Linked DNA regions of Homo sapiens: region 2 is linked to region 1. The links are chromatin loops, found by intact Hi-C in ENCODE. Cell type or tissue: K562. All regions are shown on one strand. Each heading gives the region's core, and the rest is flanking DNA. Links, peaks and the distances in the headings are about the cores only. Region 1 overlaps CDC42BPA (CDC42 binding protein kinase alpha). Region 2 overlaps CDC42BPA (CDC42 binding protein kinase alpha).

Region 1 (5,504 bases), core at 297-5,296:
GACCTAGCCCGGTGGATTGCCTGAGTTCAGGAGTTCAAGATGAACCTGGGCAACATGGTGAAACCTTGTGTCTACTAAAATACAAGAAAAAAATTAGCCAGGCATGGCAGCGTGCACCTGTAGTCCCAGCTCCTTGGGAGGCTGAGGCAGAAGAATTGCCTGACCTCGGGAGGTAGAGGCTGCAGTGAGCTAAGATCACGCCACTGCACTCCAGCCTGGGCAACACAGTGAGACTGTATCTCAAAAAAAAAAAAAAAAAAACAGAATGGGAAGCAAGCTGACAAAATACAACCATAAATCACCAGAAAAGGAAGAATCCTAAACCAACTTTTAACTTTTTAGAAAAATAAACTATTAGTCTTATGTCCATTTTTCATAAAGAGACATAGGGAGGTTAAATAACTAAATCACCCAGTTAATAATCAAAGCAGTCAGTCTTAATCCAAAACCCCTTGCTCTTTTCCAGTATATTGGTTTAGAACAGAAACATTTCAGGTTAGGTGTTCTACTTGTAGATATTCACCATGGAAACTCTAAGGAAACTGGATTAAGTGTTATCACTATGAATAGACCAAATTAAACAGAAGGTGTTTTTGTCTTTGATTAAGCCTACAGTGACGTTTAAGCAATCTGAAATAAAACTGAAAGTTAACACATGATTGCACATGACTGAAATAATTCACAATCTTTTCAAAAGATTGTTTTCATCCATATAAGTAGTACTTTGCAGTATAATTAGATCAGGAGTGGGAAGAATGGCACTGGTGAGGAAGAGTTAAAGAGAAAAATAAATCTAAATCAGAAAAAAGAAAAAAGGCCAGGTGCGGCTGCTCACATCTGTAATCCCAGCACTTTGGGGAGGCCAAGGTCAGAGAATTGCTTGAGGCTAGGAGTTCAAGACCAGCGTGGACAACATAGTGAGACCCTATCTCTACCAAAAAAAAAAAAAAAAAAATAAGCAAGAAAACTAATTTTATTCCCCTATATGCTGTCTGTCTTTAAACAATGAAACTAGATTGTCCTCTATGATTATTATCTGGCCTCCCAAAAACTCTGAACAAAAGTTAATAGTAACCACAGCTTTAATTGTTCACACAATGCCAAAATAGCACCAATTATGTTTTCTCCTTAATAAAAGTATATATTTTCTAGTTTCCTTAACAGTATATATAAATAGTTGCTGGCACTAGAAACACAGCGCTTCATGGATGTAATAAATAGTAGTAAAGTTCCCACACTAGTCCAAAAGTCTGAAACCAATGGCCTAGCCAAAATGTGTTACACTGCAAAAAACAATACTTAACACTGTAACAGGATTTTAAAACTATGAGTCCATGATATTTTCCTCTTAAAAATCACAAAGTAATGAATGTAATCTCTTCAGATAGACAATAGTTTTGCAACATCTACAGTAATGAAAGCTGTAAAAAATAAAGTGACAATTTCTGTATTTAATGTAAATGCCTACACATAAAGAAAAGTAAGCTTAATTAGAGCAGGAAAAGGTCATAATTAAGAGATCTCTCAGTAATTTCAAGGACTTTAGGGGTTGACAGCAGTGGTTCATTATGATGTCAAATTTCACTCTACTTTTTAGGGTGCTTTTCTTAGATGTAATTTTACCAACAGCATCACTCATGTTATTTCACCATGATTAAATTTATCTTTCAGTGCACATGACTTTCACACAGAAAATGAAGTTCACAGCCACTAAGTAAAATATAACCTATTCAGATTTGGATTCTCTCTCCAATCCACACGATATCCCAAATTTCTCTCAAAATTTCTTTCTAACCCTGCTACTCAGGAAGTTACAAGGAAAACCATGACCTTATACTGGAAGAACATTTCCCAAAGCGTATTCTGTGAAACACTGGTTGCCAGCCATCCTCCAGACGCTCTGAAAAAAAGCCTATTCCATAGTCAGATAAACTTCATAAATTCTAGGATAATCTGCTGTATTTTTAACATTAAATGTTGTCTAAAATCTTTTCCCAAACTGATTTATTCATATAAACCTTTCCCCTTGCTCAAGCATCTATTAAATATCCCATGGATTTCCAGAACACACTTTGAAACTAGGGAGGGAGGTTAGAGTGAAGAGGCCCTAATCCCAAAAGAGAAGCAAACAGTTCCATGAGGAAGAGTAAAGGCAAACAGTGGGATTGGAAAGGGGGAGCCAGGTCTTTGTGCCCCGTTAACATGAAAGCTAAAGTGCTGCTCTCATACAGTGATAGATAAAGAAACACTAGCCAATAGAAGATTAGCCATTCCCTACGTACTGATTAGAAAAAGAGATGGCAGTCATAGGAAGGAAGTGTGTAGAAGCTAGCTAGAAAGAATAATCCTGGAGTTCTACTCACCATTAATGGAGAAGAAAAGGAAGTCCCCCAGATTTGGAAAGGAGTTTTTTTTTTTGTTTTTTGTTTTTTTTTTTGAGACAGAGTCTTGCTCTGTCGCCCAGACTGGAGTGCAGTGGCGCGATCTCGGCTCACTGCAAGCTCTGACTCCTGGGTTCACGCCATTCTCCCACCTCAGCCTCCTGAGTAGCTGGGACTACAGGCACCCGTCACCGCGCCCGGCTAATTTTTTTTTTTGAATTTTTAGTAGAGACGCGGTTTCACCATGTTAGCCAGGATGGTCTCAATCTCCTGACCTCGTGATCCGCCCACCTCGGCCTCCCAAAGTGCTGGGATTACAGGCGTAAACCACCGCACCCGGCCAAGGAGTTTTTATATACAACAAAAAACTTGTGTCTGGGATAATCCATACTTACAGTGTGGGTAATTCAAAAACAAAAATCACACGAAGTGCAGATGATCACACTTGCAATTCCAACACTTTGGAAGCCCAAGGCAGGCGGATCACTTGAGGGCAGGAGTTTGAGACCAGTCAGGACAACATAATGAGACCCCCCATCTCCACACACACAAAAATTTTTTAATTAGCTGGGCATGGTGGCACATGCTTGTAGCTCCAGCTACTTGGTAAGCTGAGACAGGAGGATCCTGAGCCCAGGAGGTTGAGGCTGTAGTGAGCCATGATGGTCTCTCATAACAATTATTATGCAAAGACTTCTTGACTCATCAAGACAGGGCAAAAGGAGCTAAGCAATTCTTGGTCCTCGATACCTAAAACTGGCAGTTTCCTGAGCAACAAATGATGAGAAAAAATCTGATAGAACTAGCAAATCCTCACCTACATCTACCCTAGAGTTCAGCTGAAGTGATGAGAAGCTAAAACCAAGAAACTACTACCTTTGTTTATAGGTCATATGGTTATCACTCAAACTCAAAAACGTATATACCTCTGACAATCAATCAAAGTCAATGCCCATTAGCCCAAACTCAGAAACGGAAAAAAACAAAGGAAGAGACAATAAACCATTGAAAGAAATACAAGAGTGAAATTAACTCCCCTGCCCATTAAGTTCTTTTAAATTAAAAATACCCAATCATAAAAAAAAAAAATACCCTATCATTCAACAAGTCAGACTGAAGTAGCAACTCAGGAACACAGTATTCATTCTCATTCTCTGTCTCCCTCTCCCTACTCATTCTCTTTTTCTCCCTCCCCCATGTCTCCTCTTCCCATCTATTTCCAAGTCTGTATCTTGCCCATACCTTACACTCTTTCCCTTCACTAGGTTCTTGAGTAAGTCCCTAATCTATCGTGTGTCCTTTTTGAAAAAATGAACTGTCTATATTTTCACTGTTTAACAGTCAACATAGCATAGCTGCACCTACACTGAAGTATTTCAAACTATTTTTATCTCAACCTATAGTAAGAAATATGGGAATAAGGACTACAGGAAAACACAATGTTTTGCACAACAATACTTATTCCTTCTATATTTGATGTACTTTATATTTTCTATTCTAGTCTTTAATTTTTTTTAAATGCTGGTTAGACTTAGTAATTGGTTTTAAAACCTATCACAACCAGCAGGAGAAAAACAATGAGCTACATACGTAACATACTGTCAATAAATGTACCAAATGAGAAAAAGGTCAGAGAATAAATTTTTGACTGCCATAAAAGAGTGGTACAATAAAATATTTATTTGAGCTAAATTATTTTATCCTAAAATAGCCTGAGCTTACTGTGTAATAGTATTCAAGTCCTAGGAATTATGGGACATTTCATAAAATTTCCAACATACTGCACTATTTGTTTTTATATACTGCTATACTAAGGTATGCCTTACATTTCCATATAAAATAAATATATGTCTAAAATTCCTAAAGTGTTAATCCTGACATCCTGTTTTCACTCATGAAGCAATACATTCCTTTTTTAAAAAAGCTGGGTGTGGTGGTGCATGCCTGTAATCCCAGCTCTTTAAGAGGCTGAGGTGGGAGGATCTCTTGAGCCCAGGAGTTCAAGACCAGCCTAGGTAACACAGTAAGACCCTTGACATGGTTTGGATTTGTGCCGTCACCCAAATCTCATGTCAAACTGTAATCCCAGTGTTGGAGGAGGGACCTGGCGGGAGGTGACTGGATCATGGGGGCAGACTTCCCCTTTGTGTTGTGATAGTGAGTGAGTTCTCACAAGATCTGGTTGTTTAAAAGCGTGTAGCATCTCCCCCTTCTCTCTCTTCCTCCCACTCCAGCCATGCAGGACGGGGTCGGCTTCTCCTTTGCCTTTTACCATGATTGCAAGTTTCCTGAGGCCTCCCCTGCATGCCTCCTTGTAGCCTGCGGAACTGTGAGCCAATCAAACCTCTTTTCTCTATAAATTACTCAGTCTTAGGTAGTTCTTTATAGCAATGCGAGAACAGACTAACAAAACCCTGTCTCTAAAATAAAGCAATACATAAAATAAAAAGAGTAATGTTCCTAAAAACAATTATAATACAACCCTGTCTCTAAAATAAATCAATACATAATATAAAAGGGTGATGTTCCTAAAAACAAAAAAATTACTAATGAACATCAAGTATTTCAAAGACTTTAGGGGTTAACAGCACTAGTTCATTATACCTAAGTTCACTCTACTTTATAGGGAATTTTTCCTAGATGTAATTTTATCAACAGCATCACTCCTATGCTATTCCATCATGAATGCCAGTAACCAGTATCATCTGGCAACTACCTCTAAGTGTAATTTCTCTTAAAAAGAGAGAGACAAACAGAAATGTTATAATAATAGCCATTACATCTATTGAACACACTTCTACCATGTGCCAGCATTGTACTAGATAAAATAATTGTAATTACTCATTATCATTCCTAGAATAGAATATTAGGTGGCTAGTATAAAGGAAACAAGTACCCAACCAATATTGCTGATTATTCTAGTTGAGAACTTAAATAAAATAAATGTAATCATCTGTATTAAGTGAACATTTTGATAATTCGGACTGATTAATTAATAAATTCTACTCAGGAAAAGCTAACAATGAGGAACAGCATATGTGAAGAACAAAAGTGTCCTAGAAAAGATACATATCCATCAACACCTCACTTAATTAACACTCGTGTCATAAAAAAAAAGTGAAC
Region 2 (5,224 bases), core at 225-5,224, 50 kb before region 1:
AAAACTCTGTCTCTACAAAAATACAAATATAAAAATCGGCCAGACACGGTGGCTTGTGCCTGCAGTCCCAGCTACTCAGGAGACTGAAGTGGGAGGGCCACTTTAGCCCAGGAGATGAAGGCTGCAGTAAGCTTAGAGGGCGCCACTACACTCCAGCCTGGGCAACAGGGTGAAACCCTGTCCGGGAAAAAAAAAAAAAAAAAAGAACTGAAAATGGGAGCCTGACTATCCCCCCAAATAATTGTAACACCAGTCTTCTATACTTAAAAGCAGTTTTGATTTCTACTATATCACAAAATCACAAAACAAAGGCATCCTTAAACCGAAACCTAGCTCCCCCACCCAGACTAAATCAGAAATTCAGAAAAAGTGTGCTGCAGAGCTGACACTTCAGGTAAATTATACCTATTGACTATTCTAATTTGGGGTAAATATGAACACAGAACAATAAATATTAACAATATTAAGTGTCTATACAGGGGTATACAGTTATCTTGTCATATGATGATACCCTAAGTAGTATAAAGAAAATGAATCAAAACAAAGCTAAGGGTTATACAAATCATTACTGAGCACTCCATTCATAATGTCTGGGATAATTTAAAAGATGCCTTAACAAGTTATAGCTGAGAGTTCAGAAATTCAATGATAGAACCAAAAGAATCATGTATCAATTACTTGAATATTTCTTATTTCTATGCTGCATTTGAAAAAAAACTGATTATACGTTCAACTTATTCCTGAAAAAAGTTCATTAGCAATATTTAACAAAAGTGCTTTTATACAAAGATATGTTCTTAAAAATTATATCCACCAAAAAGTTCATTTCAAGCACACTCTATGATTAAAATAATTTTGAATATAAAAGACAAATTGCAAAAGACTTTATATTCATTACAACAATTGAAAAAGATATAATAATCACTACGCTACTGCCCTTGACAAAAATCAAGGGCATATAAGGGACTAATCAGATCTGTTGCGCTGGTAGATAAATGACATGCTATTCTGAATAGATGCTATTAGTGATATTTCACAAAGTACTACATCATCTAATGATAACAATACCTTGACTTTCTTCAGTGCTGTATACTTAAATGACTTCACTTGTGGCACACACTTTCTGAGGTATCTGCCACGCCGCCTCCCTCCCTTTTTCTGAAAATCTCCCCCTCAGTTCTCAGGGGTGGGCCAAGTGCATATTGTGAGGCCCCATTTAACTGGCCAGTGTTAACTGAACCAATATGGAAATCTGACCTAAGCTGGGGGACAAGTAATTTCAAACCTAACTCAGAGTCAGTCTCTGCAGATGATTACAAGAATTAACATACAAACTCAGCAAGTGTTGAGGCAAACATCCTACTATGACTCTAAAAGCAAAAGAGAAAATCAGTTCCACATAATGAAAGAGAAAAACAAAGCAGATGCATAGAGAAAGGCAAAGACAATGAGAAAAGGAAGTGTTCCGATAGCTTCCTTATTCCCGGTGTTCTGGCGATTCCTGACATTTGATTGCATCCCCGCCTTGTATTTCCCGAACAAGCCTGAATCTTACACTAAATACTTGGTTTTTAGCTCACAACTAGACACGGTTAGCTTCCAAACTAATACGTAATTTAGTTATCATAAAATCCATAAGGTACATATTATTAACCCTCATTAATATTATAAGGCCTAAACATAGTATGTGACTTGCTGGCCTAAACTTGACTAGTAAGTCACAGTACTACTATGACACTGCTAGCTCAGAGAAGGACACACCAACTTAGAAGTAATAGCTTAGAAGTAATAGTTTTATGTAAATTATGACAACTTGTCCAAACTTCAAGAATGTGATATAAAAATAAACAAAACAGAATCCTTTAATCATTGTCTTAATGTACTCTAGTTTTAAAAGTACTTCTTGGCAAAACAAAAACAAAAACAAAAAAAATTGATTTGGTACTAAGGACAAACTTTCTGTGTGATAATAATAATCTTAGCAGGCATTATTTTATTGGGAGCCATCTAAGCCAAGTACCATACTAAGAACTTCCCATTTTACAGAAAAAAAAAAAAAAGGTTTAGAAAGATAATATAAATTCCTGAATATTAAATACCTAGTAAGTGGCAAAGACAGGATTAAAACTCAGATCTATCAGGCTCCAAAAGCCTTTCCAACATAACAAGTTGCCTCTTTATTCCCAAAAGGTTTGAAATAAATACAGATGCTGAAATTAAGAGATTCAAAAGTGAAATAATTCTAAGTTAAATAAAAAAGATCTCTGAAACTGAAAAGAACAAAGTATGTTTCTATGTGAGTTCCTAAAACACTGCCTGGGGTTCATTGTTTACTGTTTAATGAACAGATAAATGAATAATTCTAGAAGAAAAAGAACTCAAAGTTCCAATACAAAATGCCTGGTATACCTTGCAAGGTACATCTTTCTCCCTACTCTGTGTAGCCCAAGATCCAACAACAGAGTCTCCTTCAATTCTCCCATCCAACCTCCTTCCTCCCTACAACTACTGGCCAGGTGGTAGGAACATAGATTGCAAGCCACTAGTGATAGCTACCATGGTGTCAGAAAGAAAGTGTCCAATAGAAAGAGAGAGTGGAAAGGCAGAGGCATAAGTGAGAAGAAAAGATGAGAAATGAAGACAGAGTCTGAAGGAGTAAGATAAGGCCTGGAAGAGAACAGAGAGTGCTGGAGCAAGAAATTTTAACCTTCCCTTCACCCATTATTTTCCTTCTTCTCTTTCGTCTCGAATTTCTCCAGTGGGTTTCCATTCTACCATTCTTCTTCTCCCTTATCTGCAATGGAATAACATAAGAATCTGGAACCAACAGTAGGGCAGGAAAAGAGAATAATCCATGCAAAAGGGAGACTAGAAGAGAATAGGGAAGAATGAGAAAAGAGTAGTTAATAAAGCCATGTTAAAACTGTTATCAATTATGCCAGGCTCTGTGTCTAAATTCTGTAATACTGTGACTATACATTAATGAGTTAAAATATACAAAGAACAAAGTTACAGGTGGTATATTTGAGACTTTTTACAATCACAGACACATGAAGGTTAAAAACAGTATTATTCACCTTTAAGCACCAGTATCTTTCATATTAAAATTTTTTAACAGAATAATTGAGTTTTTCTTTTTTTTTGAGACAGAGTCTCGCTCTGTTGCCCAGGCTGGAGTGCAGTGGTGTGATCTCACCTCACTGCAACCTCCACCTCCAGGATTCAAGCAATTCTCATGCCTCAGCCTCTTAAGTAGCTGTAATTACAGGTGCGTGCCACCATGCCCAGCTAATTTTTGTATTTTTAGTAGAGACGGGGTTTCACCATGTTGGCCAGGCTGGTCTTGAACTCCTGACTTCAGGTGATCTGCCTGCCTTGGCCTCCCAAAATGCTGGGGTTACAGGCCTGAGCCACTGCACCTAGCCTGAGTTATTATTAAACAAAGTTTCAAAATAGTCCTTGTGCATATATGGGCTTGACAACACAGTAAGCAGTAACACAGACCCACACATACACAAATACACATAGAAATGCTAAATAAAACAAACAACCATGAGAGATTTTAAATATACAATCAAACTAATGAAGGAGAAGAAAGGAAGAGAAATCCCCAAGAATTAGAAATAAAGAAAAATAATCAAAACTTTAAACACAGGAATAGATGCTGCAAAAGCAAAAGTCCTGGACACAGGCCCTAACAGGTGCCTGTTAGGGATCATTCGATCCACAACGAATGAAGGTATTGCTGGTGGCTTAACAGAGGTAGAGGACTGGAATGATTACCTCTCATTAAAACCAGGACCCTTTCCCCATGTCAGGGAATAATAAAAATTCTGATTCTTGTCCAGTGAAGCAACCTAGGGTGTTGGTGGGGGGCAGCATAAGAGGAAAACATGAGGGTTTGGAGTCTGAATCCATACTGCCCATGTGGTAAAGAAATCCTCTGCCAAGAAATTAATATTAAATCTAGTTCCTATCCCACAGAAGCAAAAGCATTCAGAGGGAAAGGAACTCATCCCAGAAAAATCTACCTCAGTCAAAAGTGAGCTCACAATTGAAAAAAAATTAAACTAAATGAGGAAATAGAACACCAAAATGGGGAAAGTTGGCAATCAAAACAAATGGGAAGATTAGTACCCTCAAGAACTCAAGAGAATAATACAATCTGAAAAATACCATGAAGTGGGTAACAATGATTCAAGAGATAGAAGAAATACAAATAATGAAAGAACAGAGATTTGAAAATTAACCAAGTAAAACAAGAAATGAAAAATACTGCCACTGAAATGTAATGATATATTAACATGTGCATATAGGACAAAATAATGAATTTTTAAGTCACTGATTTACTTCTCTATGCTGTTTAAAGTACTCAAACTTAAAAAAAAAATACTCTGAAGCAATAATTGAAAAACAGGGGAAAGTACAGAGAGAGAATCATACACTCCTCCAAGAATAGTTTAAGGCTATGAATTCCTCCCAAGAAAAAGCACATTTACCTCCAATTTTATATATCATGTAAAATGTTGCTAGATGCCTCATAAACTTTGACTAAGAAATAATGTTCTAAAGGATACTAAGAATATAGCCATGTATTCTGGCCCTTATTAAGTATAAATTTAAACCAAATTATAGACAATCACAGAAAATATCACTGGTTAAAAAATCGGCCTTTTAAGTCATAAGATACCCTGAGAATGTTATTTTCACATCCGCAATCCCAGCATCAATAAACTCTACCTCCTGTGACACACTAGAGGAACAATAAGGAATTAAGATACGGTGTTCTAATTACTGGGTGAACTATAAATATACTACACAGATTTTAAAATATAACTCACCTAAACATTAATCTAACACATTCCCATTACTGCAATAAACTTGCAACTTTAATCACAAAGAGTTAATGAAGGTAACAAAGCAGCTACAGATTTTTAACAATTTTTATGAAATCATTTTTGGCTGGGTGCAGTGGCTCATGCCTGTAATCCTAGCACCCTGTGAGGTAGAGGTGGGCAGATCACTTGAGGTCAGTAGTTCAAGACCAGCCTGGCTAACATGGTGAAATCTCGTCTCTACTAAAAATACAAAAATTAGCCAGGCATGGTGGCACACGCCTGTAATCCCAGCTACTTGGGAGGCTGAGGCAAGAGAATCACTGGAACCCGGGAGCTGAGGCTGCAGAAAGCCAAGATCGTGCCACTGCACTCCAGCCTGGGTGACA

Evidence for each region. A loop is a pair of places that touch in the nucleus more often than their neighbours do. Peaks named below come from ENCODE experiments on the same cell type or tissue, not always from the same donor. Only the 100,000 strongest peaks of a DNase experiment are listed, where the experiment ranks them.
Region 2: a loop joins it to region 1, with 2.2 times the contacts of the local background. A loop is called at or near these places in 5 of 110 quality-filtered maps.

The regions. Positions count from the first base shown.
Region 1 is chr1:227,308,268-227,313,771 of GRCh38, forward strand. All of the region lies in intron 1 of CDC42BPA (CDC42 binding protein kinase alpha), which reads right to left. Among named protein-coding and RNA genes, the nearest start is that of CDC42BPA, 7.5 kb to the right of the region's middle. In K562, for the core only: no CTCF peak of the experiment used is centred there; a DNase peak (open chromatin) is centred at 2,240; H3K4me3 peaks cover 1,009 bases.
Region 2 is chr1:227,257,991-227,263,214 of GRCh38, forward strand. All of the region lies in intron 1 of CDC42BPA (CDC42 binding protein kinase alpha), which reads right to left. Among named protein-coding and RNA genes, the nearest start is that of CDC42BPA, 58 kb to the right of the region's middle. In K562, for the core only: no CTCF peak of the experiment used is centred there; a DNase peak (open chromatin) is centred at 2,571.